2 separate regions of the Mus musculus genome follow, and region 2 is linked to region 1. The links are chromatin loops, found by intact Hi-C in ENCODE. Cell type or tissue: left cerebral cortex. All regions are shown on one strand. Links, peaks and the distances in the headings refer to the core of each region. The heading gives the core; the rest is flanking DNA. Region 1 holds the start of Zbtb40 (zinc finger and BTB domain containing 40). Region 2 overlaps Zbtb40 (zinc finger and BTB domain containing 40).

Region 1 (15,572 bases), core at 7,340-9,839:
CAAAACTCTTCTGTATCCAAGGACACCGTTGTGACTAGTAAAAAGATAACTCAAAGAACAGGACCACATCACTTAGAAATCAGCTATCTGAGAAGAGCATTAGAGCAGAATGGGCATTCACAGCAATGAAAGGACCTGAGACTGCTCAGGCCAGGCAACGCAGCCAGAGAGCACAGGCACGCATCCCTACAGGCTGTAAGGAAGCAGACAAGGAGAGAAAAATGGCGTGCTGCTGAGCATGGGACAGGGCTGTGAATCGACAGAAGTGCAGGTGGGTGTGCGGATGCTGCAGCTGCCCTGGCAAACAATTTGGAGGTTCCTTAAGAAGCTAAACACACTCACCAGATGTGGTGGTGCACACCTACAATCTGCCACTCAGAAGGCTCCAGCACATAATGAGACTTTGTCTCAAGGGAAAAAATGCTCAACACCAACAACCCAGCAGCTCCATTGCCAGGATACACTCAGGAGAGCTGAAAACACAGAAACTTCTGCAACGGTAGGGACATTAACTGGGACATTAACCACAGCAGGCAGTGCTAACAACCTAATGGACATCAGCTGAGGAATGGGTGCAACACACCTCTCCAAGGTGGAACAATAGTCAGCCATAGAAAGAAGTAAGTTCTTAACACACGCTACCTACGGCATGAGGATTGCAACAGAAGGCAAACTGAGACAGGATTAGCGGTTACCACAGGCTACAGGGCAGGAAGGGAGAGTGACTGAGTAGGACTGCCTTGAAATGATCTAAAAAAAATCCTAAAATTAGTAAGTAATGGTTACAGACATTAACCATGCAATTTAAACTGAATTACATCTAAATAAATTAGATCTAATAAGTTACATCTAAATACATTTTCTGAAAAGAAAATTAGGATTTCTAATAGCATGGGGGAAATGCTGTCTCCCCTCCTCCTTCTCTTTTTCCTCCTCCTCCTTCTTTGTCTTTCAATGTTTTAAGACAGTGTCTCACTGTGTAGCCTTACCCACACTGGACCTTGCTATGTAGATCAGGCTGGGCTCAAATTCACATAGACCTGTATGCCCCTGCCTCCTAAGTACTGGGGTTAAAAGCCATGTGCCACCATACCCCGTACTCGCTCTAGCATGTGCATATACACAAAAACACCGGGTTTCGTGTAGACTGGGCCGCCTCCAACTCCTGATCCTCCTGTCTCAGATTCGAAAGTGTCAGCATTGCAAGCATGCACCATCATGCCCAGTTTGGAAGGGAGAACAGCTAGGGCTTGACAGGATCCAAGTGCAAGTGTACTTTAAAAGCACATGCATGTGCATATGTATGTGCAGAGAGAATATAAAATATGTGTTAATGCTAATGGTGGTTGTTCCTAAGTACTGTCTTAATAGGGGATTCATTGTCTTCTTCATATGATTCAAAATGCACTGGTTTTATTTATCTGTTTATTCATTTACCGGTGCTGGAGAGCAAACCTGGGCCTCACATGCTGGGCAAGCAAGCACTCTGTCACTGAGCCTTACCACCTGCTCAAATGTGTGCTATGCAGTCAGGGCATTTAAAAAAAAAAGGAATCCAGGGGCTTACGATGGATCTCAGTCAGTAGTGCCCTTGCCTAGCAGGCCTGAAGCCCTGGGTTCTAGTCCCAGCATCATATAAGGAGGTATAGTGATATATAATACCAAAAATCATAAACTCAGAACTCAAGAAGTAGAAGTAGGTGGATCAGAAGTTTAAAGTTGTCCTTGGACACACGTTTGAGGGAAATCTCCGATACATGACTTTCTATTAAAAAAAAAATTTTAAAACTTCAGAAACTCAGGTAAGCCTGTGTAAATTGCTTCAAAGGCAGGGTCTGACACAGCTCACCCACTAAACATTTACACTCCTGCTATGTGCAAACCTCAGTAATCAAGGCACTGCCAGGATATATCCTTATGTGTAAGGGTGGGGTTTAGGCCCAAATTATTCAGGGAAAGAGAAGTCATAAATTTCTTACATTACCCACAAATGCCCAACTGCATCTTATCAGACAGAGTTCTCTTTCCCCAGGTGTGGTTCAGTAGTAAACCAAACTACACAGGTGGTGCAAATCCCAATTGTAACTGTGTTACAAATGATGGAACCTGTGTGGGGCTCAGGTTCCGCACCTCCCAAACAGGGCTACTGAAAGGCTGGGTGAACGCAGCCAAAGCACTGCCTGTCAGGAGCACAGCAAGTGCTTATCAATCAAGCCCCCGATAATCTCCAGCATCACCGCCACATCCAGCAAGAAAACAAAGACGGAGAAAAGGGGGCTGGAGCAATGTTTCCATGCTTAGGAACATATCTGTTCTTCCAGGAGACCGTGGCTCACAACTTCCTGTAACTCTAGTTCAAGGGGCTCTGATGCCGGATCAGACCTCCTTAGGCACCTGCACAAATATTCACTAACCCACACATCCACACATCATTTAAAATAAACCTATAAAACTATTTTACAATTTTAACAGAAATCTCCAGATCACTGGGAAGGCTGATTTCCACAACTCCAAGCTGGGAGCAGCCATCTGACTCCTACCCCGACTTTAACCACCACCGTAGGCAACTAATTGCTTCCCCAGATTCTCTGTTTCTAATGAAAGTCTTCTTGAGGCGTCTACAAGATACAATGAAGCAAAAACATCAAAACAGTGTAGCAAACTGCTCAACCCCTCTTAAGCGGCTGACTAATTCATAGAAACAAGCGATTCTGCACGGCTATTACAACAGAAGGAGGCTCTGCGGGACTTAGGTGCCTTTCTGGGCACGCTGCTCTGATCCAGTTCATCCAAGATTACTCTTCACAGACTCCCCTGCAAAATCCCCTGAGCAGCACAGCCGCCTAATGAGCGACTGGGGATTGTGACTGCATTATACTTAATGCCAACTTTCCCATCTTGCAGTCAAGAGTCTCAACAAGCAATCACTGCTTTAATGCTTTAAAATCCAGCCTCTTAGGTGTACAAAAGACCCTTGGCTTTGTCACTGATAGGCCTTTTGCTCTGACCTGAAAACCTGGATGACTTACAAGTTCTCCTAACTTGATTATCTGAATACATTTTTCTTCGGCAGGGAATACATCTGGACTACACATTTAACACAGGGCCAAATACCAAATCCCCATCTGATGTACAAATGAAAGCGCCTGGCAGGGACCCAGTATCCCACTAAGCACTGTGATGCCAGAGGCTGTGTGCTCAACAGTAAAGGTCTGGAGTGTGCCCTCTATAGCTGCCCAGGAGTGAACATCAGCTTGGCCCTAATGAGCTAAGACTTGAGGCAAGTTGATTATGCTTGGGAACCCAGTTTCCTCGTGGGTAAAATGGAGATGACATCAGGGCTTGCTTGGCTCATGAGGTCTGTGAGAATAACCTACTCCACATGAACAAGCCAATATATATCAACAGCTCCTATAGTACCACAGATGCCCACAGTGAGCTGTTACTGCCCAACACAGGATGCTACTTCAAGGAGAGGAATATAAGCATTCTCCCACTGAAATGCTTGCTCTTACTACTGTGCATCATCATTTTTAAGTTATAGTTTTGTCTTTGATATATATCAGATTTACATAACGGATTTTATGAGCAAAGACATGATACATTCCCACTGTCATCTCACACAGCTGATTTGGGCTGGAAGCCTGGTAGTAAAGGGGGGTGGGGGTGGGGATGGGATAGTGTGAGGCCTCTCCTAAGAGCCCTAGGCCACAATCTGAGTCTCATACAAACCCTGCATATAACAGGAACGAGTAACCACTCAGATGGCCCCAGCCCAGTTTTCACATGTCACAGCTGAGTGTTTTACCTTGAAGGTCCTTGCTGATGGAAGTCTAGGAAGAGGCTCTTCCTGTTTCCTATCTTACATGTGCAGCTACATCTCACACCAACTGGTCCAGGCCATCCTGTGGATATCTACCATTCCTCACTGAGAAGTCAACTGGAGCTGGGGATTAAACCCTGGGCTGAGAGGTTTCACCACTGACCTAAGTCCTTATTACATTCGTAATAATAAATAGCTGTCCTTTGGTACCTGTGTGTGTTGACGCTAATCCCCCAAAGTTATCAAAGCCTTTGGATGCCCAAAGTTCACAGAGCATTGTGCAGAACTCTGGATTACCCATGCACATCCTTTGGTAAACTTTCATCTCTTATGCAAGTGCCGTTCCGGCAATTGTCCAGGAAAGGAAAACCCGGAACATGTTCAGAACAGGTGCACTCTTCCCCAAATATTTCCAATCCAAGTTGGCTGAATCCATAGGTGAGAAACCCATACGCAAACGGGGCCAACAGTTTATTCTAAATGGTAGGCAATGAAGAAGACAATCTGGAAAGTTGAAGACAGTGGGAGGTTGCCATAGGGACCCATCCATAGTAGGTAACTCTTATTAAGCATTTCTTGTAGTTGTATAAGTATCTTATACAAGTGGGACAGCATAATCCTGTACGACCAGTGAGTCCGTTACTAATATTAACCTCTTACTACTGAGGAAGTGGAGGCTTGACAAGATGTAGAGATTTGCCCAAGTAATCAAGTCAGAGGGTGGTGGTCAGTAAATGAACCCACACTGAGATGACAATGTTACCAGAAAGTTCTAAGGCCCAAGACTGAGACCATCAAATTAGATGAACCTAGTCCTCTTACATCTAGACAACTGCTCAGAAGTACCACACACAGAGTACACAAGGTGTTTTTAAATGACATCAGAAAATAGGTGTGAAGTTCCCATGCACAGCACTTACTGCATCAAGAGGCCCTGGATTCCATCCCCAGCACCAATGAAACTGACAAAATGTTAGAGCCTACTTAGTCTCTGCTGTGCAAAGCCCTGGCACAGCGTGGACCTTAAATGCTCACACAAGCCCACATGCTAAAAGCGTGACCCTCAGAACGGAGCTACTGTGAGGTGGTGAAAGTCTCAAAGGTGAGGTGTATGGAAGTCTGGGCACTGCGACATGTCCTAGAGAGGAGAGTGGAGTCGGCTCTGCACGATCCTAGTGCACCAGGTCCCAAATCATCAGCGCCAACCAACTGTGGGGCAAACCATGAGCCCAAACTCTTCTCTTCCATGGCTTGCTATCTCTTGGGTGTTCCATACGATCCCATGCTGTTTCCCAGTGGTGTCTGGGAATGGGGTGTGCCTGTCCACCCAGCAGAGCTCTACTGAACTCAGTCCGATGCCCTGTGTGATGCCCAGCACTACACAGACAAGACGCTTGGCTCTCAGGGAGCCCATGGCCCTCTGGGAAGAAGAGGCCTATCTCTGCCCGGATCTGCTTCTCTTCTGCCTTTGTAGAGAAGGCTGGAAGCACAGAGTGACTCTAGATGCCTGTCTTTCCGCACCGTGTCCTACCGAAATCCTCAGATCACTCGGCCCTCAGTACCCTCTGTGTGCGCTCCACAGAGCAACACCATTCTCCTCTCCTGTGCTGTTAACTTCTTCCTTTGTCTTTGAAGAATTGGGAATTGCTTTCATCTCTAGCTTTCCCCCAGTCCATCACCGGGGAGTATAACAAGAGGGTTATCTTAAGGAACTAACAAAAAAAAAAAAAAGCAGGAGTGTAGCTTCTCCCCTGCCTTTAACGCTGGCGAAGAGCCTGTGGGATTCCATCGTTATTTGCTCAAAAATGTTCAAAGGGAAACAGGGAAAATCTCATCCTCACCATTCCGCAGCCCAGGAAAGAAACCCAGAACTCTAGGGGCCAATTACTCCACCGTCTGGACTTTGACCTTCAGAAGTCTCCCTCTGGTTTTAACCTGACTGGAACTGAGGGCAACTGTCAGCAGAGGGCAGCTGAGTGAGCAGCTTGTGTCCAGGGTGATCACACTTAATGACTGCCAGGCCCCCAGTGAACCGCTCCAGAGTTACAGTGCCATGCAAACCTACAGGCTAATAGAGCACATTTCACTGTCTCTGCTTTAAAGTCTCTACCTTCATGACATCGGGCTAGGAGCTGGGCACTCAGAACCAGGGCAGCCCTTTGAAAACCAATCATGGCTGGTGGCTCTAATAAAGCCAAAGGGAGGGGCCGGAGCGGGCAGAACACATAGAGGCAGGGAGGCGTGAGCGAGGTTGGCTGTCTGCGGACAGGAGTGAGCAGCATTCTGGATGGGAAGCTCGTGCCAGCGCTAAGAACACAGCCAGGCTAAGGAGAATGCTGCTGTCTCCCTTTTTCTGCTTTTCCCATGACAAATGGGGCTGAAAATTTAAAAAGCAATCTGTAGAGGGCCTTGTACAGAGCTAAGCCTCATTTACCTCGGCAGTTCTAGTATGGAGCCTTCAACATGTACTTTTGCAAGCCTAAGAAGTTTACTGTGACCTTATCCTCACATTAATATACTGGAAATCTTTCTTCATAACTTTTAGAAATGGGAGCTGGGAGCGAAGCTGGTTGATTCTAGCTCAGTGGAAAGCACCTCCATGCATGCATGCCTCAAAGGCCTAGTACTACCACAACAGTAGATTAATAATTGGGACCTTAAATTGTAAAAATAACACATAGGAAGAATAGAAAATGGCCTCAGCAGGTTGGACTTCTCTCTATATACATATATGTCACACTAATAATTAAAGACGTCATGGAAATGAGAGGGGGACGGGAGACAGTGAGGGGAGGTTGTGGGGTGGAAACGATGGAAACATGAGATTCACGTATGAAATTCTTACAAAATAAAATGTTCAAATAATCGGTGCCAAAGAACTAAAAGCTGTAGTAATTTGAACAATGGACATGGGGCCACTGCGTGGCTTTTGTGTGGAATGAGGACTGGCTCACAGGCTGCACGCTCTTACTGGAGCAAACCTGGACACCCTGACTCAGCTGGAGTGAGACTGGTATTCACTGGCTTCCACTTCTAGTTAAAATCAGAAAATATGAAAATCTAAATAAAATAGGTGAAAACTCCTTATTCAGGCGACTCTACCAAAGGGGTGGGGTAGGGCCAGCAGTCTCTAATGCCCAGTGGCCAGAGGGGCACACGGGAGATAATTATGTGAAACAACTAGTGCAGTGATAGCACTTTGTGCGTGTTCAACAACAGTCATTTTATTCCTGACACGCTACTGCTGGATGGGTTAAGGGAGAGAACTGCTCTGAAGCAGAGCTGCACACTTAGGGGTTCCTGGGTGTGGAACAGCAGGGACCCTTTCAGGTACATCTCCCAGTGTCCCCCCCCCTGTCACCCTCTTGTTTCCCCTTTCTAGTTTATGTGTCCATTTAACGGGTGGTCACTGGGGCCTTCCTAATACAGGACAAAGTGCTCAGTTCTCAACAGGAAATGGTGGAGACAACAGAGGAGCCTTTGAGGGGATGATGTATTAGCATGAACACCCTAAAGGAGCCTCTATGAACATGCATCCGGTTGCATGTCAGAAGGCTGCTGCAGTGTTGCAAAGCACTGAGTGACAGGAGCTTTAGCCAGAGGAGAAAAGGAAGCCGAGACCAACAGACCAGGGGCTTAACCCACAGCAGCTTCTACCACCGCCTCCTGCTGACGTAAAGAGGAAAGCATGTAACCAATTAGAGACATGTAATACACAGTCAACAGCCATGTTGAACACATTAAAAATCACACCATATAAAAGATTAGCAGTGACGAAGCCATATGCCAGGCTACATGCTTAGCATGTGCAAGGTTCTGAGTTTAATCCCTTGCGCTAAAGAGAAATACATCCAATCTATTTTTAAAAAAGAAAGAAAGAAAAGAAGAGAGAAAGAAAAAGAAAGGAGAGAAGAGAAAACAACAGTGTGGGCCACCGTACAGTAATCCCAGTATTGGCATGAAAAGGCAAGAGAATCAGGAATTCAAGATCACCCTTGTTGACATAGGGAACTCAAGGCCAGCCTGCCTCACATGAACCCATCTCAAAAAAGAAAGGCAGGCAGGCCGGCAGGATCTGCTAACGAGGTTGTTAAGCGTCACTACCCACTCACTGCTCACTAGTCTCCCGTAAGGTCCTAACATTCACAGGCATTTTTGAAGCATGCGCATGTCCTTAAGTTTGCCAATTATGTCCGACCACTTCATACAAGAAACAAAACCTAAACAGGCACTTTCGGAACTCTAGAGGTCAAGGTCACAGACCTGTACAAAGTGACTGGCTGTGTAACTTCACTCTGGTTGTTACTGACATACGACATTCATTATCAGCTCTGCTCCTTCTGAGAGGTCAAGGACCCTGTGAGGTCTGATTAAAGTGACGCTCTCCTTGAGGAAGAATGGATGGCATTGGTGAGGATTCTTAGGCATCTTCAAAGGACGCATGGGTCCACTGAGAGTCACTATTTCTCTGGAGATTAAAGACCTTGGGTTTTTGTGGATCCGTTAGTTCTACTGTATTTACTCTGGTTAAGGAAAGGAGTTACTGGGTGTCGAGATTCTGGGATCTGAGTTAAACAACATCAAGGAAAGAGAAGGAAGGCAGCTTTCTTTCCTCGCCCGCCCTCCGTTCTCTGGAGGGCTGCCAGGGCCTCACAGTGTGCTTTCTGCGAATGAAATACAGTAGCCTCTGTACAGCTTTAAAAAAAAAAATGACAGCTTCATCTCTGAGCGTAAATGTCCTTAATATTTAACTCCTTCCGATGCGGTTAGTAAGCTCGCTTCTCCACATTACCCAGATGACGGCTCTGCAAGGTAAGCAATTGGAACCAGAGAAGCACATTCCCCTATTCAATTTCCTGGGGAAACCAAAGCACTCCCAGGGTTGAGAGTTGAGGAAGGCTGAGGGCTGGTGCCGCCCCCCAGGGTGTCAGCCCAGGTGGTTGCCGGGACGGGTTATGTGCGTCCTCAGTACGGACGAGGCAACAGGGCACACCAATTTGTTTTTCAATCTATTTTACTTCAGTTCAGAGCATCATCTCAGACAGACAGCCCAGGAAAACAAGCCGTACTTCGGTTCCTCCCAGCCTTCCTCAATCTCCAAACGCAGCTGAGTGTTGCCAAAGTGCAGCTTGTTTTCCTGGGCTGCTGTCTGCACTGATGCTTTGAACTGAAATAAAATAGATTGAAAAACAAATTGGTGTGCCCTGGCCCCTCCCACAGTCTCAGGCCTTGCTTCAAAGCTGGCGTCACCACCTCCTCTTTACTGGAGCCCAACAGACCCAAATCACAAAGCAGAAACAGCAGAGCTCAGAGGGGAAGGTCCCACCCAGACCCAAAATAGCAATTTAATTCTGGGCTTGCAGTTCAACACTGCATTAACATGCCACTCTGCGGCCAGCTCCCAGATCCATTCTCTGGCCTGGGTGACATCTTCTGATGACATGCCCAACACGGTTACTGCATACAGTTTAAAGCAAAACCTGACACCCATTCTTCCACGTGACAGCTCCAGCAAGCCCTCAGCTTAGCACAGCCTGTGGTTGCTCATGCTCACGCTCTGTTCAAACCTATTCCAAAGGCCTGGTGCTTTTCAAGTATTCCACACCATAATACAGGAAGCTATGCTTTTTTTTGTTTTGTTTTGGGTTTTTTGTTTGTTTGTTTGTTTGTTTGTTTGTTTGTTTGTGAGACAGAGCCTCATGATGCTTGCTTTTTTTTTTTTTTCTGGGCTGGCCTCAGAAATCCACCCTGTTCTTGCTTTTGAGTGCACAGACTAAAGGTGTGCACCACCAAGCCTGGCTTAAAGGATGCAACTTTATTAAGAAGATTTTGAAAGGAAGTCCACAATCAACTGCAAACACACCCTGTAGGCAGCATGCAGCATTTCCCCAGAAATCCCTAAGAAAATGCAGATATTGGTGCCAAAGGTGTAGCTCAGGCACAGAGCACTTGCTTGGTGTGGTGCAGGCCTGGGTTCCATTCCCGACACCCCTCAAAATTCAGGTGTCTCCGACTGAGGAACACACACACTCCAAGCTTAAAACACTAAAACGATTAAAAACTTTCTGTGTAGACAATTGTCTAGCTTGGTTTTAAAAACGAAATTCTGGGTTGATGAGATGGCTCAGTGGATTAAGGGTACCCGCTGCCAAGCCTGTCATCTGAGCTCAGCCTCTCACGGTGGCACAACATAGGGGAGAAGCAAGCCCTGTAAGCTGTTCTTCCTTCTCAGTCACACTGCTGCAGTCAGGCTCCCACACTGACCGGCTACACTCTCCTCTCTCCCAGCCTCCTCCTTCCCCCGTCTCTGTCTCTCTCTGTCTCTGTCTCTGTCTCTGTCTGTGTGTGTCTCTCTCTCTTTCTCTCTCTCACACACACACACACAATTAATTTAATTTTTAAATAGCTTAGAAGAACAATTAAATTCCACTTGAGAAAGCTGTTCTCTATTTAAACACTAGTAAAACTCTGTCTCCTCCCCCTAAAAAAAAAAGATAGAAAACCGACGCCTATCCTGACACCCCTCATTTTGCTAGTAACATCTGGATTTGTACTGTTATTTAATACATCTGGGACCAAATTTGGGCATTTCCAAACAGATTTAATTACCAGCAAACACACTGTATCCCAGCACTCCACACTGAGGCAGGAGGATAGGTTGCTTTACCAGTTCATGACCAAGAAGACCCCCACCCCAAAAAGAAAACTTGAACTATTAGGATTTTTGTTGTTGTTGTTGTTGTTGTTGTTTTGGAAGCCGCACTGTCCAGACTGTAAGAGCAAACAAAAGCACTCTGGGATGCACCAAGCCACCCAGCTCTGAGCTCTTGGTGTGAAACAAATTCCCGGGTATTTGTTTAATGAATCCTCAAAAATGTGTATATTTACGAACCTATGGATACATGAAGCTGTGGCATTGGCTAGTAGCTGAGGCCACAAGATCAAGGTGTGGCATGACTCTTGTGGACCTCACAAGCTTGCAGGAAAGACAACAGACGGAACACAGCAGGGCATGATCTGTTTATTGCGGCTCCACACTCCCTATGCATAAACCATGTAACACCAGCCATCTCCCCCTGGGTAAAATGTTAATCCTAACACTATCTGTGTCACAGGCTGACAGTTCATATTAAGCCTTAGTGCCAGTACCTGGCACAAAGAAATTGCTCAGTGAGCGTTAGCTACTTATTTAATTGCTAGGATGCTATGAGATAGGTATCTGAAATTATTCATTCTTGCCAGACAGGCAGGGTGATGTACAACTGTAATTCCAGCATTTGGAGGCTGAGGCAAGAAGATCTCAAGTTAAAGGTGAGCCTGGGCTGCACAGCAGGCCTTTTTTTTTTTTTTTTTTTTTTAAAGAAGGAGAATTATTTCTGTGCACCTATACATTACCGAAGCCCTTTGAAGAATTTAAATTCCACAAAGAGGCAAAAGTCGTGGTCCTCTTGTGTAATAACACATTTCTAGGAATCATACCTGCACATAGTAGAAGCACCTGAACAACTGATTAAACTCATGCAAGCATAGGTGTAAAAAACAAAAAAAACCAAAATAACTGTTAAATGGGTCATGGATAGCTGGGCGTGGTGGCGCACACTTTTAATCCCAGCACTCGGGAGGCAGTGGCAGGTGGATTTCTGAGTTCGAGGCCAGCCTGGTCTACAAAGTGAGTTCCAGGACAGCCAGGGATACACAGAGAAACCCTGTCTCGAAAGAAAAAAAAAAAAATTGGGTGATGGAGCTTGGCAAGAGGCACACGCCTGTAACCTCAGCACTTGGGAGGAAGACTGGAGGAGCAGGAGCTCTAGACCAACCAACTGGAGATATGTGTGTGTGTATATATATATATACATATATATATATACACACACACACACACACGTACATATACATATATATGTATACACATACGTATATACATGTGTATATACACATATATACATAAATGTGTATATATACACACACAAATACATATATGTATATGTATTTATTTCCAGGCCAGCCTATATATATATACATATACATATATATATATATATACATATATATACATACATATACACACACATATACATATACACACACACACAAATACATATATGTATATGTATTTATTTCCAGGCCAGCCTATATATATATATATATATATATATATATATATATATATATATATGTATATATATAATATGTGTGTATACATATACACACACACAAATACATATACGTATATTTATTTATTTCCAGGCCAGCCTGGGCTACATGAGGTCTGTGTCAAAACAAGCACAAGACAGAATGGGAACCTGTCACCGAAGAACCATGTCTACATTGAGCATAATTTATGCCAAGCACTGAAAATTTGCACTTCCTAACCCTAACCCTACATTGATTGCTTAAACAGCTATAACCCACACCAAGATTTGGATACAATTCCAAGGAAGAGCACTCCCAGAGGGAGAAAACTTACAGTTTGAGGTAATGTGACCTAGGCTATCATACAAGGGGGATTTCCCAGCGACAGCCTCACATTGCCAGCCCTATAAGCTAGCACACCCTAATCACACTTCACGTTTTGTGCAGGGAAAATACACTGCAAAGCTACGTAGAGACATAAAATAGATGGCCAATTGCACACACTGGGCGGGTGATAGCTTTGTAAGGAATGAGAGACCACTAGCTTGACGGCATCATGGAAGCTAGTCACATATCGTGTCAACTGTGCCTCGGGCCAGGATTGGCAAACTTCTGTAAAGCGCCGGAGAGAAATGACTCTGGCTTTATGGACCTTTCCATCAAAGCCGAAAAGCAGCCGGGGCAACTGCGCGCACTCCCCCGCCCCGCGGCAGGCGAGCGGCCGGACAACCCGTTAAAAAGAAAACAAAAAACGACCATAGCTGCGTCTCCGTGCAACTTCACTGCTGGGAGCTGAAGTTTTATTTCCCACGACTTCTATTTCCCCGCAACTGTTTTACAGCGGATAAACAAAAGCTGAGAGCAGAGATGGGAGGGAGCCCTCTGGGCCGGGGCGTCCGCAGCACAGCCCGGGAGCCGGGGAGTGAGGGCCGCAGATGCCAGGCAGTGTCCCGCGTCCTTCCACGGGACGCAACAACCTAGGCTGCGCCCGAAGTGAGGGCTGTTCCCGGGGGCCACGTCCCGAGGACAGCGGACGGCGGCGGCTGTGACCGACGCGAGCCAGGCGGAGCTCGCTCCGCGCATCCCCTGCGTCCCCCAGGGGTCCTGGGGCGCCCCTCACTCAGGGAGTCTCGGGAGCCTCCGCCGCGACAGGGGTCTCCGCGCAGAGTCCCAGCGCCGTTTCTATGGTTACCTGCTCAGCACCGATTCAAACTGCCGTTCTTTATTGACAGCGCCATTGAGGACACGAACACTCCTGCCCGAAGGGAACAATAAAGCTTTCTCCATTCAACAGCGCTGGAGACGCCAAAAGGCAGCCATCTTGGGGCCGGGGAAAACGCCGAGGGCCGTAGCCCGGATGTGCGCACGCCGTAGTCACGTGCTGGGGGACGGTCTCGCGAGAAGGCTGTCCCTGCATCACGTGCACGCTTTCTACCAATGGCAGGCTTCCAAGTTTGGAACCTGGTCTGCTCTTGACCTTTGACCTTCGCCTCACAGTACCTTGGGAGATGTTTCCTTAGCATGTTCCATAGCATGATCCATCCCTTACCTAGCCACTTCTGAGGTTTGCTGCGAAGAGACGACAAAGATTTCTTTCCTTCTTTTGTAACAAACAGTCATGTGCAGGGCGAGAACGAGACTGATTTCTGGACTGGGCTTGGTATGGGTGTACACGGGGTTTCTTTTGCCATTATCCTCTCACGTTTTAACCTATAGCACCACACGCTGGTTATGAACCCCGAGTCCAGTGTCCTGGCAGTCAAATGGATGTGAATCGGATCCAGTTAACATGAGCCCCATTGGCACTGGTCATGAGAGCTGTCCCTGCATCACATGGAGACCCATTTGTCCGAGATCCAGGCTTCTCGTTGCTATGTCTAGCTCCCAATGTGATTACAGCTGTTCCATGGGCAATGACAATATTCAGTCGTCCCCAGCACTGTCGCTGTCAGCTCGACTTGATGCAATACCTTTAAAACAGAAACCGAACCTATGGAGCAGAGCTGTCACTCAAATTTCTGTCATCTAATACTGTGACTGCAGTTTGCAGCTACTGCTGAAGATAAATAATTAGAACACTCTGGGTCATTAGAGCACTCTGGGCAGCTGTTCTAGTTAATTTTTGTTGTGATAAAATATCCTGAACCCCCTCCCCCCCCAAAAAAAAGTCTAATGAGTCAGGCTTAGTGACCCATCTTTTAATCCTGGTGCTTTGGAGGCAGAGGCAGGCAGATCTCTGAATTGTGAGGCTACCTTGATGTGTGTGTGTGTGTGTGTGTGTGTGTGTGTGTGTGTGTGTGTGTGTGTGTAGTTTCAGGACACCCAGAGCTACATAATAAGACCAGGAAGAAGGAGGAGGACCAAGGGGGGAAAGATTTTTTTCAGCTTACAATTGCAGGTTAGTCCACCACCTTGGAGAAGTCAAGGCAAGACAAAGACTTCAAACCACTAATCACACCACATCCATAGAGCAGAGAGAAGTGAATGCATGCATGTTCTTGCTTGTGCCCAGTTGGATTGCAGGCACAGTTCAAGACTCCTTGCCTGGGGAATGGGGCCACCCACAGTGGACTGAGTATTCTGACATTGGTTTACTCAAGATACCCCCACACACACACACACACAGGGACCAAACCAATGTAGACAATCCCCTAGGGAGACGCTTCCCAGGAGATTCTAGGTTGTGTCAAGCTGACAAGGTGCCACACCATGTTCCCTGTCGGTGGTTTGTCAGCACTCGGCCACTACCTTCTTGCCACAGTCAAACCAGTATCTGATAGGGCCCTACCAGGTGCACGGTCACCTGGCCACTGTTACCCACACAGATCACCATCAGCATCAGATTTATCATTTCCGTAGCCTCTAGACTTTCACCTATGGCTGTTGGGAGGACTGATCCCCCACTTATAGCAGGAGCCCCTCCCCCCCAATGTAGAGCTGACAGGTTTAGGAAATACCTATGACAGTGCTCAGCACATAGGTGCTCCACAAGTAAGTACTAAATTATAGTGTTTTTAAAGAACAATGTGGCTACTGGCCACTGTTCTGCATAGAAATGGAGGTGACTTGCATCTCAAGCAAGTTTTAAGCACCTCTGCTAAGCCAGGTTCTGTATTACACAAGGATTAAAAGGAGGGATCACAAGAAAAGAGGCCACTATGCATACATAATTTTCGTGACAGTGGTTGCAGAGAATAGGTTCTTTTTCAGTGCTGGGAATCAAACCTAGATCTTGCAAATGATAGTCACGGGCTCTTCCACTGAGCTACATCTCCCAATCCCAAAAGTAGGATATTTGAAAGCTTCCCCCGCCCCTTAATTTAAAAGGAATATATGGTATCAAGCAAAATATCTCAGCAGGTAAAGTCACTTGCCACTAAGCCTGATAACTTGAGTTTCTTCCCTGAAACCTTGTATACGAAAAGAAGATAACTGATACCCACAGATTGTCCTCTGACCTTCACACACACTGTGGCACATGTCTGCCCCCAGGCAAATAAATAATACACACGTGGTGAAAAGACCACATGGCCAGGGAGATGAGGCAGTGAGTCAAAGCTCTTGTCACACAAGCCTAACCTGAGTTCCATCGCCAGCACCCACGGGGAAGGACAGA
Region 2 (15,572 bases), core at 5,578-8,077, 47 kb before region 1:
TCAGGCAAGGAATTTAGTTCTTTCTTCGTGCTATTTCTGAAGTGGTGTGACTAGGATGGTCCCCTAGGCTCATATATTTGGATTCTTGGTCAATAGGGAGTGAGGATGCCTGAACAGGGATTAGGGGGTGTGGTCTTGTTGAAGTGGGTGTGGCCTTATTGGAGAAAGTGTCACTGACTTTGGGAGGTTTCGAACGCTCAAGCCAAGCTCAGCGTCTCTCTCTGCCTGCAGATCTGGATATAGAACTCTCATCTATTCTCCAGCCCCATGTCTGCCTGCATGCTGCCATGCTCCCCGCCATGATGATAATGGACTAAACCTTTGAAACTGTACGCCATCCTCAAGTTAATGTTTTCCTTTTAAGAGCTGCTGTGGTCATGGTGTCTCTTTATAGCAATAGAATACTGATTAAGAGAATTTCATTTAACTTTTCCAACAAGCCAAGGTGGTGGTATTACTATTTATTTTAGTTTGAAAGGGGGCAGAGGAGACTTAGCAGGACAAAGACATTCATTTTAAGTAAGGTCCCAAGGATAAGATTGTGGGAAGATCAAAATTCACAGGACTCTCAGGGAAGGAGCTCTCAGCCCACCTGCCGTGCTGTCTGACTCTCCTGTGCTACTTCAGAGTATACGGCTACAGCAAGGGAGGATGGAGAGGCCGTCAGGTGCCAGCCACCAATAGTGTGTCACGGTGTGTGTGTGTGTGTCTCTATTGGCTCCGTGAGAAAGGCAGGCAGCTGGGCCACCCCAAATAACTCAGTGAAACCAAATGGCACTTAGAAGAGAAATGCCAGGCAGGAGTGTGGTGCGGACACGGCAGCATTGCCCAACACAATGAACATTTAACTCAGGACAGCCAGGCTTGCTTCTTTAGCAAGAGCAGGGATAAAAACAGGATGAATGTGGAGATGGGGAGGGTAGAAAATGGAAGCTGGAGGGCTTGGTGGAATTGTCCCAGTGTCCTCTGAGCATGACAGTGAAGACATTCTCTCCCTCTAACATAATTTGCTTCTGCCAGCCAAACACTGTAAGGCGAGCTAAAGAGACAAGGAGACTGGCTGGGCAGAGAAGCAGGAAGCACAGCAATATGCTCAGAAGGGATTCTTGTTAAAGGACTGTGAGCGTTACAGAATTGGGAGGAGAGGGCCCCAAATGGGACCCTGCTCTGGCACAGTGATAGCTCTGCTATGACTGGCATAGGTCTCCTCAGTGCCAAGTGTGGCCTGAGGCAGTTGTTGTAGTACGTACTGTGGAAGGTGTGCAGGTGGATGGAGAGGCCGTTGGCTTGCCGGAAGCCCTTTCCACAGTCCCTACAGACATATGGCTTGTCCCCGGTGTGGGTCCTCACATGCCGGGATAGCTCGATCGACTGGGCGAACACGGCGTCACAGTACTGGCACGCGTACATTTTCCCTGCAAACGCACAGGAGTGAGTGAGAGCACATACCAAACTCATGGGCACTCCTGCAAACAGAGCCAACTAGAAAGCACACACCAGAGAAATGTCACTGGCAGGTGACATTACCTCAGGCAGTGTGGGATAAGTCTGAGGTAGCTCATCAAACGCACATACCTCACAAACACAGCCCCATCACAGTGCGGGTGAGCACAACTGGATGGGAACAAAGCTCCGGCCTCCAAGAGAGCCTGTCTGTTTATCAGGCTTCCACAGAGGAAGATACCCCCCTCACCCCCTTCCAGCAACAGAAAGGTCCTTCTGTCCAGAAATGTGACTTAGATCTTGCAAAGCACAGTTTGTTCTCCTTGCAAAACAACCTAGGCGACGGGAGACCCTGTCTCGCAACAGAACAAAGCAAATAACAACCAAATATCTAGTGTGGCTTCCCAGTACTACAAGGATGAGCTAGAGATCTGGAGGGGACAAAGCCTTCCGGTGACCCACTGCAGTGGTCACTGTGCTCTAGGGCATGAGCAAAGTTAGAAAATGGGATAAGCCAGCCAGGAGAACCAGTATCTGCCACCAGGCCCCCAGCTCCTTTCTCCCAGGCCAGGAAGCCGCCTTTGTGCAGAAGGGGCTCAGGACTAGCAAGCCCAAAGCTAGGTCCCATGCGGTTGGAGCAGGCAGCTTCGTTCTCATCTTTTCACTGGCTAGGCTCTAAAGTAAGATTTTGTACATACACATACATGCGTGCAAATACATACACACAGTGTGAATCCTAGCCGCTATCACTGTTACCTACTCTATGGTGGCTTGTAGCAAGAACCTGTGACTGGCCCCTTATAAGTCACTGCTGTGGCTGAGTCAAATGTCTTGTGATGACAGACTGTGCTAGCCTACCCAGGGAAGATATCCTAAAGGAATCCCAGCTATGAGGGAGGACAGAGTCCAGTAGGTGTAGAGGCTGGAGTGATATGGCCCAGAGTCAAGGCAGTACCTAGAAGCCGCACAGGTCAAGAACCAGGTCTCTCCTAGAGTCCCAAACTCTGATGACTCCATCTCTGATGAAACCCTTAGCTTTTAGGACCCTTTTAAAAATAAGTTCTAACTCCACAGTGGTAACAACATGTGTTATTTTAAGAAGAGACAACCAAAGTTCTTTCCTTGGCTTCTATGAAAACCCGGCAGGCCCTCGCCTTTGACAGCGAGACTGAACACTGCCTCCTAATGCCGACCTCATGATTCTGCCTCCAGCTCTCTCTGGTCCAAAGCTCACTTGCACTAAGAAGGGGTGTGGCCCTTCTTCCAGCTGTCCCTCTGGATTGCTCATGTCTCTGAGGGCATCCCTGATGGTGAGACCAGCGTACCCCACTCTGTTCTTCCCCACTGCTTCCATGTATTAGTCTCCACCACACAATGACCCTCTCTCCATTCTGTCACATGTCTGCTGTCCATCTTGCCACTGAAATGTAAGTGCCAATCATTTGTTTACAACAGCACTCAGGAGACCCACTCAGTACGTCTGTTTGTCTTTTCTTTTCTTTTCTTTAGGATTTTTGAGACAGGGTTTCTCTGTATAGCCCTGGCTGTCCTGGAACTCACTTGGTAGGCCAGGCTGGCCTCAAACTTGGAGATCTGCCTGCCTCAGCTTTCCAAGGGCTGAGATTAAAGGTGTGTGCCACCACTGCTTGGCAAGCAAGTGTTTCTTGAGGGCCTTCTGTTGCCAATCACTGTTCCAAGTTCCCTAAGAGACGAGCAGCCCCATCTTCCCAGAGCCTGTGCTCTACTGGGGCACTAACCAGGGCACTAAGTGAACTATGGTGCAGATGCCTGGCACATGGCACATGTGGAGAAAGCAGAGAAACAAGTGACAACAGTTTCCACTAAGGAGGCCAAAGAGCTCACAAGAAGGTGAGCCTGGAGCCGGGAAGAGGGGCAGAGCCGTCTGAAGGGAGGAGCCTAAGAAAGGGAACAGAAGCCCTGAAGGAAGAGCCTGAGGCTGATAAGGGCCCAACGCATGCAGAAGAGTGAGAGTGAACAGACGTGAAGAGAGCAGCACAGAGTGCAGTAAGGGACTGAGCACGGTTGGCCTTGCAGGCTGCAGGACTCACGCTGCCCCCTGACGACGAAAAGCCAGTGTGTTGAGCAGGGACATGGCTTGCCAAGCTTTTGCATTAAAGTGAAAGGCAGTGCTGAGCCAGAGAGACGACGAGACCAACCAGATAAGGCGGTGGGAGGCACGGCTACTCGCACCCAGGAGCTCCGAGCTCTTATCCAATGTCACTACACTGGTCCCCATCATGCTCTCCTCTACCCTCCTGGGATGCCTCTCTGGGATACACTGACAGCAATCTCAGCAGTCTCTGGCCCGCCCCACCCCCACCCCATCCCTCAGGCCAGCAGTTACAGAGATGGAAGGATCCAGGCTAGTCAGCTGGCACTCGGCACGGCCTGCTCACAGAAGTAATCCGTCAGGTCTTTCTCCTGCTTCTATCCTAAGGAAAAAAAAAATTCCCTGCTGTCTCTAACTCTGACCATAAGGTCCTAACGCTGCTCCAGCCAGCTCTCCAGGAACCCTCAGGGAAAGCTTTCTATACCTGCGCAAACACGGTTACCTCTGCTTTACCTCCCTACCCAGTGTGCCTGCCTCCACTCCCCCAGAGGCACTCTGCAGGAGAAGGAAGGGTGTCCCTCACCTTCCGAGTGCTTCTTCTTGGTGTGGTAAGCCAGGGCGGAGGCCTGCGTGAAGGTCATGAGGCAATGCTTGCACATGAACGGGCGGTCTCCGGTGTGCAGGCGCAGGTGGTTCTTCAGGGTAGAGTTGGCTGCAAACTTCGCCCCACATTCCTCACAGGAGAAAGGTTTCTCGTCGAAGTGCTCGGTCAGCTTGTGGTACTGCATGCCTAGGCAAGGGTACCAGACCCAGAAGAGACACTGCAGTCAGCCAGCGTGAGGAACCTGGCTGGAGGATGCTCAAACAAGCTGCCCTCGCCAGGCTCATGCTTCAGCCACAGGAGACCAGGCTACCCCAGCCTCAGCATCCTGCCATGACACTCACATGCCATTATTGGTCCACTTCTGGATTCCCAGTCATCTTAGCTTCACTCCTGGTTGAATCTGGCTCAGAGATTTTTAGCCTATCTTCCTCTCCACTCGCAAATGAGGAAACAAAACTCACTTTTTAAGTTTCATTAGGTTTACCTGACATCTGGGGCAAGGCAAAAAATGATTCTGATGTAATGCCTGGGGTTTCCATATCAATAAGTTTATCAATAAGTAAATGGGATGTGGGTACCCACAAGCCAGATGTTCAACATCTGGCTACAATTATTGTAATTGCCAGTGTGTGAGCGTGGTGCTAGGCACTTAGTTCTTCTATCTTCAGACTTCCTAACAGTACAGAAAGGTGTGGTGAGGAACCTCCCTAACAGTTGGGAGAGCAAAGTTCTGGGGGCCAATCCAGTGCCTGTGTTCTTCTCAGGATACCATCATACCTCTATGAAGCTGTCCTAGTGCTGAAGACATCCGCACTCAGGGTGCTCACACTGCCATGCCGGAACCCAAGCGACAGCATCTACAGCCATGGCTGCCTTCTAACATACCTGAGGCATGGGCAAACTCTCTTCCGCAGAGGTCACATGTCACTGGCAGCCGCTTCTTCTTCTTCTTGGGGGCATCGGGCTCCCCACCTGTGCCGCGGGCGTCCGGCTGCTGCTTCTCCAGCCCCTTCTCCGAGCCCTTGGTCTCGCTGCCCTCCTCGCTCTGCACCTGCCTGCTCTTGGCCACCCGGCAGCGCTTCATGTGCACCTTCAGACGGCAGTAGAAATGGAAGCTCTTATCACAGGCTTTGCAGACGAAGCTCTTCTTGGCAGAGTCTGGGGAGGCAGAAGTGTCTTTCTCCGGTTGCTCTGGCACGGGCCCAGGCTCTCCCTGCTCCTTTTGTTCATTGGCCTGGCAGTCTTCTCCGGTTGCCTTGGCCACTTCCTCCACTTTGTCCTTGGCTCCAGGGTGAAGGCCATCAGTCACCTTCCACCTCTCCTCTCCGCTTTCCTTGGTAAGGAAACCTGCGCAGGAGAAGACGCACAGCTCCAGGGCTCGGCTTCTATCATGCTTTGCAACTTCCCTAACACACCCTTAGAGGAGACTGGAGATTAACTAGGTCCTCAGGAAACTCAGAAGTCATATAGCTGTCATCTTTACTTCCCACTAAACACAAGTAGAGCCATGTCACACCTGCACTCCTGGCTGTTAGGTACCAAGAGCACACAAAAGGAGCAAATATCTTGAAGCACGGCATCCTCTTACAGCAACTGTTTCTTCTCCTCAATATAGAAAGTGCCCCGGGGTTTAGCAGGCCCTCAAACCCTGCTCCTTACCAACATGTGCCAACTCCTGCATCAGGGGCTGCAGGCCAGGGAAAGACTTGTGGACACTGCAGAGGAGGTGACAGACCACAGAGGCCGAGACAGATTTCTCCATGGCTTTGCTCAGCACCGCTCTCAGGGAGGCTTCAGGGCTCACTGTCTCGGAGGATATGCTCAGCATCTAAACGAAAACCAGACACCAAGCTTCGTTAACATCAGATTGTCTCCGTGATCTTCAACATCAGGGCAGAAACACTGAATTCTAGAAGACACAGCACCATCTTTAGGTGGTTTATATTTCTCTCTGAGACACGTAGAGAACCCTGTTTTTCAGAGGATAAGAAAATAAGCAAAATGCAAATGAGGGACGCACATACCAAGTTGTGCAGAGAACAAACGGAGGCACCATGTTTCCTGTAAGAACTGTGGCTCAGCACCAGGCACCTCCCAAAGAGCCTTTCTAGATGTGAGCACAGTAAGGCTGGGGGTCGGGGTAGAGGCTATAGGGTTCTAGAAGTGAGCCCGGGAAGAGGGGCTGTAAGATCCCAGAAGTGAGCACAGGAAGCCTGGGGGGAGGGGTAGAGGATTCTAGAAGTCACCACAGGAGGGGGATGGTGATGGGTGGGCTACAGCATTTGGCAGCAGCTGCTTCTGTAGAGATCAAGATAATTTTTCATAATATATAATTGTCTCCATGTCTAGAAGTAATTCTGCATGAAGAGTGGCTTCATATTTTTAGACACTTAGATGTACCCTTTTAAACATCATTTTCTTTCATAAAGAAACTCGGCGTTTTAAAGCAGGTTCAAATAGGGGCTTTAAAGAGGCCAGGAAAATGATTTCAAAGCTGTCCTCTTTCAGAATGCTGGAACTGTGGGCAGAGAGTCAGCACACACTGAGAAAATAAAGCAAGACCATCACAGATGGCCACATGGAACTTTCACTGCGGAAGACATTTTACTTTCGCTCGTTTCAAGTCTATCTAAATAAACCTGATGTCCCTGCAGGCAGGCAGGGGACTAATTAGTGAGGCTAAAACGATCAACTGCAGAGGCCCCAGCTCTGAAGTGTGTGGCACTCTGGAGAGAGGTGGGCAGATGAGCCTTGCCACTGGAGCTCTGTGGGAGCATGTGCTGCCTTCTTCCTGTCTGAGAGCCAGACTGAGGAGGGGCTGTCACCGGTGGGGATGGTTAGAAACCTGCCCTCTGTCTATGCGGATCAAAAGGACACCCCAGGTACATCTATAGTTTAATTTCATGTTCATTATCTTTCTCTGTTCCAGATGTACGTGACAGGATTTAGACATCTCTTAGTCTTCCTCAGCCCCCATGGAGATTTTTCTGGGATGCTGGTCAGTATGAGATGCCTCGCAGAAAATGAGCTGGCACTATTTGCTGCCCCATATGGGCAAAGCTTTGCTCTATCTATGTTTATCTTGGCTCTTCCAAGAAGTAGAAGAAAGCACACATTAAGACCAACTTCCTGCATCTGAGACTAGCTGCTTGGGAGAGTACAGTAGACACAGTCACCATTTCAGTTGTCCCAGCCATTCTAAGATGTGCCCTCTGGGGTTGGACACTGGGTTACCGCTTACTCACCATGAGAAACACAACCGTGCAAGCCCGAGCTTCTGTAAAGGGGATGACATCACCTGCCACTTAGGGCTGGAAAGCTAAAGGGCAAAGGTGCTGAAGGGCTAGTGGTGCAGTAGGCATGCTGCAGAGAAGGAAGACGGTGCCAGGCATCTACCCTGCAAAGTTCTACACAACTCCATGCCCCACAAACCTCCACCTGTCCTCGCTCCCCACCTCTTGCACGGTCTCTGCCAGGTGTTCTTCCTCTGAAGAAAGGCGCTCACACCCCGCTGTCTGCTGGATGGCTTCCCGGAGCAGCTTGCTGTGCCTCAGGATGGCTTCCAATACTGTGCTCTCTGGGGCAGTCACTGAAAGGAAGGGAAACTGGACACTCAGTCAAACCAGGGGCATTGTTTTCTCCTTTGCCTGTCCACTCTACTCTTCGCATCCATCATACAGCCCATCTGTCTCTTCACTTGGGCTAGGTGTGAGAATGGCTGCCAGCACTGTAGCCAGAGCACAGTAATACATAGTGACAGATGGCCGCACCCACATCCCTGACCACAACTGCTCACTTGCTTTTCCTCTGACACATAAGCCTCTGCCTGCATGACCTCCTGATGCTCCCACGCACGTGGGTGCTGTGCCACGTTTGAATCAGGATTCACCATCTAGCTCTTCAAATGCCACATTTCTGAACACACTCAAAATCTTTTCTTCCTGCCTTCCTCAAATACATAGCACCTTGGTCACCTACGGTCAACCCACTGTGAAGGAGAACACAGCAACTTATTTGCTGTGGTTCCTGAGGGGAGGGACATGGGTGGCAACCATAAGAGAGTCTTCTTACTTCCTGGGGGTCAACAGTTGCCTCTATAGGCAACAGCAAGGCAAAGGGAAGACAACTCACCTGCCCGGAAGAAAGCCCCAGCGCCGGGCTCCTTTCCTACTTCCTCCAAGAGCAGGTTCAGTGGGCGGGTCTCAGTCTCTTCAACTGCTAGCAGTAGTTGCCAAATGGCCGTTGCTGAGAGAGTCTGCCTTTCCAGAGCTGCCAACATCAGGGAACTGAAGCCACCCGAGCCAGAGCCCTGTTTCACGAGGGTCTGCATGACCTTCAAGGTGCAGCACAAACATAGGTGTAAAAGACTGATCCTGAGCTGCTGGCAAGACAGGTGAGCCTGTGTTCTGGGAGCAGAGGGCTTTTCAACTCAAATGGGCTTTGTGTGTCAGGAGTTGGGTATGGAGTCAGGGAAACAGCAGAGTAGTAGGAGGCTTATTTAACACACATCATGCCCTTGGTGTGACGTTTAACATATATTCACACAAAGTAATTTTAGCTGAATGGTGTGTGTGTGTGTGTGTGTGTGTGTGTCTGTGTGTGTGGATTTTGTATGGTTTGGTTTTTAGGCAGGATTTCCCTGTACATCTCAGGCTGGCACTGACCTTCTAATCCTCTTCCCTTAGTCTCCTCTGTGATGGGATCACAGGCATGTGCTACCAACCATGGATACAGACAGATTTCGTATCATTCTTTCTCATGAGTGCCGTTTTTTATAACTACAGAAATGGCGACTATTTAGGCCAGTGAGATGGCTGAGGTAGCAGCGGCGCTGGCCACCAAGTCTAATGACCTCAGCTTGATCCCTATAAGTTACCCGGTAAGAGAGGACTGACTCCTGCAAGCTGTTCACTCTACAAACTAAATAAACAAAACGTTAACATCAGAAACCGCATCTATTCTATTTGGCACTTTCCCTTAGAAAAGGAGTCACCTTCCAGTTCTCCTTCTTGGCATTTCCCAACATAGCTGTGTATATGTATTTATAGAAAATGGAAATGCGTGTGTATACATAGTCGTACCCCCCTCCTAGCCCCTCCCTGCTGCTCACCTCTCTGTCTCCAGGGGCTAAGCTTTGCATCCGTGAGATCACCTTCAGCAGCACCTGGTTGTCTATGAGAATCTCAGACAGGTTCTCATGGTACTTTCTCAACAGCTCAGCTCCGTAAGCATCAGGGCTAGGGGAGGCTGTAAGGACAGCATCAGAACAATAATGCTTGATGCAAAGGCAGCCGAGAGCTTCTAAGAAGACAAGAGTCACAGACAAGTGAGAGAGAACAGCAGCAATGAGCTGCTTCTACTGTGGAGCACAGTCCCGTGGCCAGCCTGGGGCTGCACACACAGGGTTCAGATCTCCTCTGGTCTACACAGACTCACCAGAGCTTCAGGGTCGTACAAACAGGCTAGTGGCTGGGAGAAGGCAGTGACTGCCCAGCAGGCGGGTAATGAGGACGCTGCATTTGTAAGCGGCTCTGGTGTACAGACTGTGTTCTTCATAATGCCCTGGTTTATAAAGGATCTATGTGGTGATCCCAAACACCAGCATCCCCAGCAAGGCAGCGTCCGGGAAGCTGAGTGCAGTCTGTTCAGATGCCCCTGAGCCCAACTGTCAGCTACTTTCTCAAGTCCCATTTCCTTAAAGGTAAAGAAAGTGCAGCAATCTGCGTGCCCCTTACTTTATATGTAGTTACGTTTTTACTTTCCTCTTTGACCCAGTAAATTCACTTCTGGAAACTAAGCCTAAAAAAATCCTGAAGGCAAAGGACTTCTGACACTGTGGAGCCTGATAATGGGACTGACTGTAAAGGCAGCAACTAATATCTGCTGATGGCCTACTATGTGCCAGGTCCTTCATTAAATGTCTAACAGGTGTTATTTCACAATAGCCACAAAAATAAATGTGACAATTTTTACACTCATTCCAGGGACAGTGGGGTTCATAAAGTGAAGCTGTGTGCTTAATATCAGACAGACATGGATGGCACGGTGGCCTCCAGTCTTCCCATTATACATCAGTCCAGGTCAGGGCACACGTAACACGCCATGCACAGCTTTATGATAAAAAAGTACACAGCCTTCAAAGGAGACTGGAGTTTTTAGAAATACAAGGGAATGTTTTGATACTGTTAAATGGAGCAACCATACAACTAAAAGATAAGGCAATCTATGGCCTTGACTTGGGGAGTAAGACAACAGCCTATTTTCTTCTCCATTTTGGGAGCTGCCCCACTGGGTGCGTAAGTATTATAATAAGCTGGGAAATGCTCCCCTGTTTCCCAGAAATCCATTTTTTTTTCTGAAAGCTATCTTGATCATATATACTCTGGGAAAAGGGCAAAGAAGTTCCAGCTGGGCTAAGAACTGAACTAGGATCACTCCCTTGAGCTAAGGGACACCACAGGTGGGGGTGGGGGAACTTGGGGACTGTAGCGCCCAGCTGGGAAGGGGACAATCAGGATTTGAACTCACATCCATCCACGCGGTCTGCTGGAATGCACACTGGCCTGGGCTCATCTGTCCATTCTGATTCACAGGAGACTCTGGCCAGGCCTGCAGGAGGAGGGCTCATTAATAAATCTAAACCACAGAGACCCTAGGAGGGAGCTTAATGGAGAAGAGTCCTCAGATTCCAACTGATCTGCGACAGTGAGCTTGCTTCGTAATGCCATTTCTTAACGTGTGTCTCATCTTCCCGGCATGGGGCCAGAAGGCAGCTTTAAGCTGTGATTTTCTGTACAGGCAACTCCTGTCCAGAGAGTGAACAATTAGCTAGTACCTGTGGTGCCGGCTGATCCCGCTCCTTTCTGCAAATTGTCCAGCAGGAGGTCCAGGTTTGGGAATGCTGTCCTCACAGCCTGGAGGAGTTTTACCAGACTCTTGGCAGGCAGGGTCTTCTCTTCAGTCACTCTGTGCAACAAATTCTCTATCATCTCCTTGGGTGTTCTGCCCTCACAGCAGCTCTGAATCACCTGCAGGGGCGTGCAATCAAGCAGACACCAGTTACTGCAATTCACAATGAATCTGACACACAGCCGGAAAAGCCAGCTAGAGAGTGGTATAGGATGCCCACCTCCAAACCCTCCCAAGTCAGTCTCTTGCCGGTGTGTGTGTGTGTGTGTGGGGGGGGGGGGGGGTGGTGTAACCATGGCTGCCCTAGCAGTCGACCTGGTTCCAGAGAGGAGGGAAGAAGGGAAGGAGTGATGGAAGAAGAACTGAATCAGGCACAGGAGACTCTTGCAGCCGTGACTGACTGGTAGTCAGGTTGTTTCTTTGTTTATACAGAACACAGTAGGCAGGGATAGATTCACATTGCTCCAAGGGATATAGATCAGATCATTTTTGTCCCCAGGCACATGTCTAACTTCCTCTTGTATGTCTGGGGTCCTAAGTTTAGTCATCATCGATAAACTGTGGTAGAACAGAGTTATCTTTTACAAATCATTTTCCCTCATCAACCCCATAACCCAACTTCTAAGAATCTAGAGGCATATTTTGCCAAAGCAAATATATATGGTAAATGACAGCCCGTTCTCAGGCTGACAGCTCTTGTAGTTTCAAGGGCACTAGACAGAAAGAAAATCTCCAAGCCAGCCTAGGCAGATTGCCATGTCCAGAGTGTGTATTATTAACTCTTAGTAGTCAGAGTGCCAACTGTCATTAGGCTCAAGAAAAATCCTCAGGCCAAAGCTGCTACAGTTATTATTTAATTTCTGGTATAATACAATATTTGTATTATATCTTCGTAGAATTTGTTTATATGTCTAATCTTTTGTTCCTTGGCTACAGGACACCACAATGGCCTTGTGTGAGCTCACTATTCTGAGGGAGGCCCTGACACCTCATTCTTTTATTATTTTTCCACGGCATTCTTTGTCCATCAGTATAAGCCCCTAGGTACGGCAGAGATAACTCCAGCCAACCTAGCTTTGTTGCTGTATCTTTCCCTGGAGGGGTATACCATGTGCTTATACGCCACATAACCGCCTGATCATACAGTAGGAAGGGGCTGGTCTGATCTGCTGACCTTTTGAAGTTGACTTTGTTCTGAGTATCTTGTTCCTGAGTAAGTACAGGGGCAGATGTTCCAAGAGTATCTTGAAGCCAGAGCCTCATAAGGGGATCTCTGGAGTTTTCATGTGAGTCACAACCTCCAAGGTGCAAGGAAGACCTTTAAATAGGCCAGAGAAGGCTATTTCCCTAGAAGCGGGAGGCGCAGTCTGCTCAGGACTTTGAGGAAACTCAGAAGCAATACTCCTGAGAGAAGGCATAAATGATTCATAAGAAAATTCCCATAACCTAATATCTCCAAGTTGCACAAATACGAAAATCTCCCCATGCACGCACGCACGCACACATGTATGCCGTGTGCTGCAATGAGGACCAGGGTGAAAGCCTTCGTGATGGAGATCATGTCATGAGGCTCAGCTTTGCTGCTCTTACTAAGCAGCTGTGCTACCTGTATGACTTTTGCTGTGCAGGTCCCTAGTACTGCTACTTGTCATAGTCCCTTCTCTATTCTGTTTTAAAACCTTACTCTCCAAAGAAATAGCTCCATGAAACTCTTCCCCAGTGGCAAGCCTGTGTGCAGTCCGTTGCCAACAGCTTGCACTGTTTGAAAACCATTTTAGAAACCGGACTGGCCTAGTACTTGTTATATAGCCCGGGCTGGCCTTGAACTCAAGGCAATTCTCTTGCTTCAGCCTCTCAAGTGCTACCTAGCTGAAAGCACCTCAGATCTGGCTGGTGTGATCCAGTAAGTAATGCATACCTGACCAGCTCTTTGGATTCTGTCTGCTTAAGATACTGAGACTAAGAAATGAGCACACACTTGTTATGGTTTATATATGCTCAGCTCAGGGAGTAGCACTATTAGAAGGTATGGCCCTGTTGGAGTAGGTGTGTCACTGTGGGTGTGGGCTTTAAGACCCTCACCCTAGCTGCCTGGAAGCCAGTACTCTGCTAGCAGCCTTCAGATGAAGATGTAGAGCTCTCTGTTCAGCCTGCACCATGCCTGCCTGGATGCTGCTATGCTCCCACCTTGATGATAATGGAACCTCTGAACCTGTAAGCCAGCCCCAATTAAATGTTGTCCTTATAAAAAGAGTTGCCTTGGTCATGGTGTCTGTTCACAGCAGTAAAACCCCAAGACAGCACTTAACACTATTAAAACACTTTTCTATCTCTGTTCCAAAGTCAATTCTGTTTATTTACTTCCACTTTATTGGAATACTTAAAAAGGTAAGAATAAGCTGTTCTTTCAAATTATTTGTCTTATAAAATCTTTCCTTTTGTTTGTGCAGACCGGCTTTACTGTGCGGCCTTGGCTGTCCTGGTCCTCACTCTGCAGCCCAGGTTGGCACAGGGAAATCCTCCTGCACCAGCCTACTGAGTACTAAAATTACAGTGTGTGCCCCTCAGCTTTGTGTGGTTTGTTTGTTTGTTTGTTTGTTTGGTTGGTTTTTGTTAAATTCTTTGTGTGCATACATGCTCATACTCCTGTGCTCTGTGTGTGTGTGTGTGTGTGTGTGTGTGCATGCGTGCGTGCACTGTTCATGCAAAGACATTGGGTGTCCTGTTCTATCAATTTTGACTTTGTATCTTGAGATGGGGTCTCCCACTGTAGCCAGATCTTGGCCTTGTCAGCCCTAGTGATGCTCTATGTGCCTGGGGCTCCCACTTCCCTTGCTCATTCTTGGTTTGTCAATGGATTTTCTGAGCAAAAAGGCCACAAGGCTCTCGTAAAAGTGTTGAACAACAACAATAAAAAAAAAACCATCACAGATACTTTCCTACTACCATACAACTATTTCTTCTTTTAAAAAAACTGTATTTACAATTTTATATGCATTGGTGTTTTGCCTGCATGTGTGTCTGTGTGAGGGTGTTGGATCACCTAGAACTGGGGTTACAGACAGCAGTGAGCTGCCATGTGGGTGCTAGGAGTAGAACCCAGGTCCCCTTGAAGAGCAGCCAGCACTCTCAACTGCTGAGCCACCTCTCCAGCCCAATAGAACTATTTCTTTTTTTCTTTTTTCTTTTTCTTTTCTTTCTTTCTTTCTTTCTTTCTTTCTTTCTTTCTTTCTTTCTTTCTTTCTTTCTTTCTTTCTTTTTTTTTTTTTTGAGACAGGATTTCTCTGTCCCTGGCTGTCATGGAACACACTCTGTAGACCAGGCTGGCCTTGAGAACTATTTCTTAATGGACCATGATTCAATATGCATAGCATGGCTCTTACGGAACCAGGAAATTAGGAGACTATTTCAATGTATTTATCCACAGCAACCAGTGACTGATCTGTGAGCCTTCCTCTGGGAAACGCCTGCTCTCAGGAGACAGTCAAGCAGATCTGTCATGCCAGCAGCTGCCATTATCAAATTAGCTACGTTCTAAAAGAATGAATTGAGCTTTAAAACCAGCCGTCTTTTCCTTGGATAAAGTCTATGGTAGATACTGACTAAATGAACCATAATTTAAAATTTAAGAGCTTGTATTTAAAACGTGTAGTGACCACAACACCACCCCTTCACTCTTAAGCAGCCTTCTGATGCCGAGTGAAGCAGCACAAAGGCCAGATGACCCAGCTGGGACCTCAGCGCTGCTTTTCGTGCTGGGCTGGGCTGGGTGACTTTGGGCAAGTTAAACGCATCTTAAAAGCTTGTTTTCTCCACTTGCAAATGAAGATAAGCAAACCAACTCCTTCACTGTCCTTCTGAGGATTCTGTGAGAGCTGCTGCTTACAGAGACCAGCATGACCATTAAGGACACATGTGTGCCTTCAGAAGCGACAGTGTGCTGCCATCGGCCACCTGCCATCTGCACAGTGGTGAGAATGCTCTCAATGTGCTCAGGCCGGAAGGCCCAGCAGAGCCTCAGCCTCAGTAAGGTCCCAGGAAGCAAACTTCAGGACACTGGAAGCCTTTAGTACATTGCTCAGCAGACTGCTAAGCAGCAAGCCCAAAGGCAGCTATAGCAACTGCTAAGCTTATGTCCTGAAGTAAGAAATTGTTGTTTCTCGGTTTTTACAGAAAGAAGTCAAGGCTTTTACAGATAAAGCTCAAAAAGCATAATTTGATAAAACAAGTTCTGATAGGCCTGGTACTCGTTCCCCATGGTGACAGGAGGCTGTGGCCTTGCACTCAATAGTCTCTTCTATAGTGGGTTGGACCGGGCTGCCTGCATCTCCCAGGAGCAGCAGCTATGGCTTCTATGACCCCAGCTTAAAAAGTGTTCCTGTGATTTGCAACTAATTTAAGTTCTGCTGCAGCTGTTTTGTCAAGAAAACTGAAAGTGACAGGGGAAAATGACAGCGTGGTCTATCCTGCAGCAGAGCACAGAGCTGGGGCTGGCTCTGCCTAAATGCTGCTTTAAAGCGCAAAGTCCACTTTCAGCCTGGCTCA

What was found. Peaks named below come from ENCODE experiments on the same cell type or tissue, not always from the same donor. Only the 100,000 strongest peaks of a DNase experiment are listed, where the experiment ranks them.
Region 2: a loop joins it to region 1, with 2.0 times the contacts of the local background. A loop is called at or near these places in 3 of 42 quality-filtered maps.

Annotation. Positions count from the first base shown.
Region 1 is chr4:137,035,498-137,051,069 of GRCm38, forward strand. Zbtb40 (zinc finger and BTB domain containing 40) reads right to left here and starts at 13,198. Exons shown (of 19, transcript NM_198248.1): 1 at 13,149-13,198. In left cerebral cortex, for the core only: no CTCF peak of the experiment used is centred there; DNase peaks (open chromatin) are centred at 8,024, 8,538, 9,102 and 9,264; H3K4me3 peaks cover 449 bases; H3K27ac peaks cover 809 bases.
Region 2 is chr4:136,990,248-137,005,819 of GRCm38, forward strand. It overlaps Zbtb40 (zinc finger and BTB domain containing 40), which reads right to left. Exons shown (of 19, transcript NM_198248.1): 6 at 10,954-11,146; 7 at 10,647-10,727; 8 at 9,229-9,365; 9 at 8,250-8,451; 10 at 7,574-7,707; 11 at 5,778-5,946; 12 at 5,004-5,465; 13 at 4,098-4,304; 14 at 1,251-1,415. Among named protein-coding and RNA genes, the nearest start is that of Gm23834, 28 kb to the right of the region's middle. In left cerebral cortex, for the core only: no CTCF peak of the experiment used is centred there; DNase peaks (open chromatin) are centred at 6,783, 7,193 and 7,895.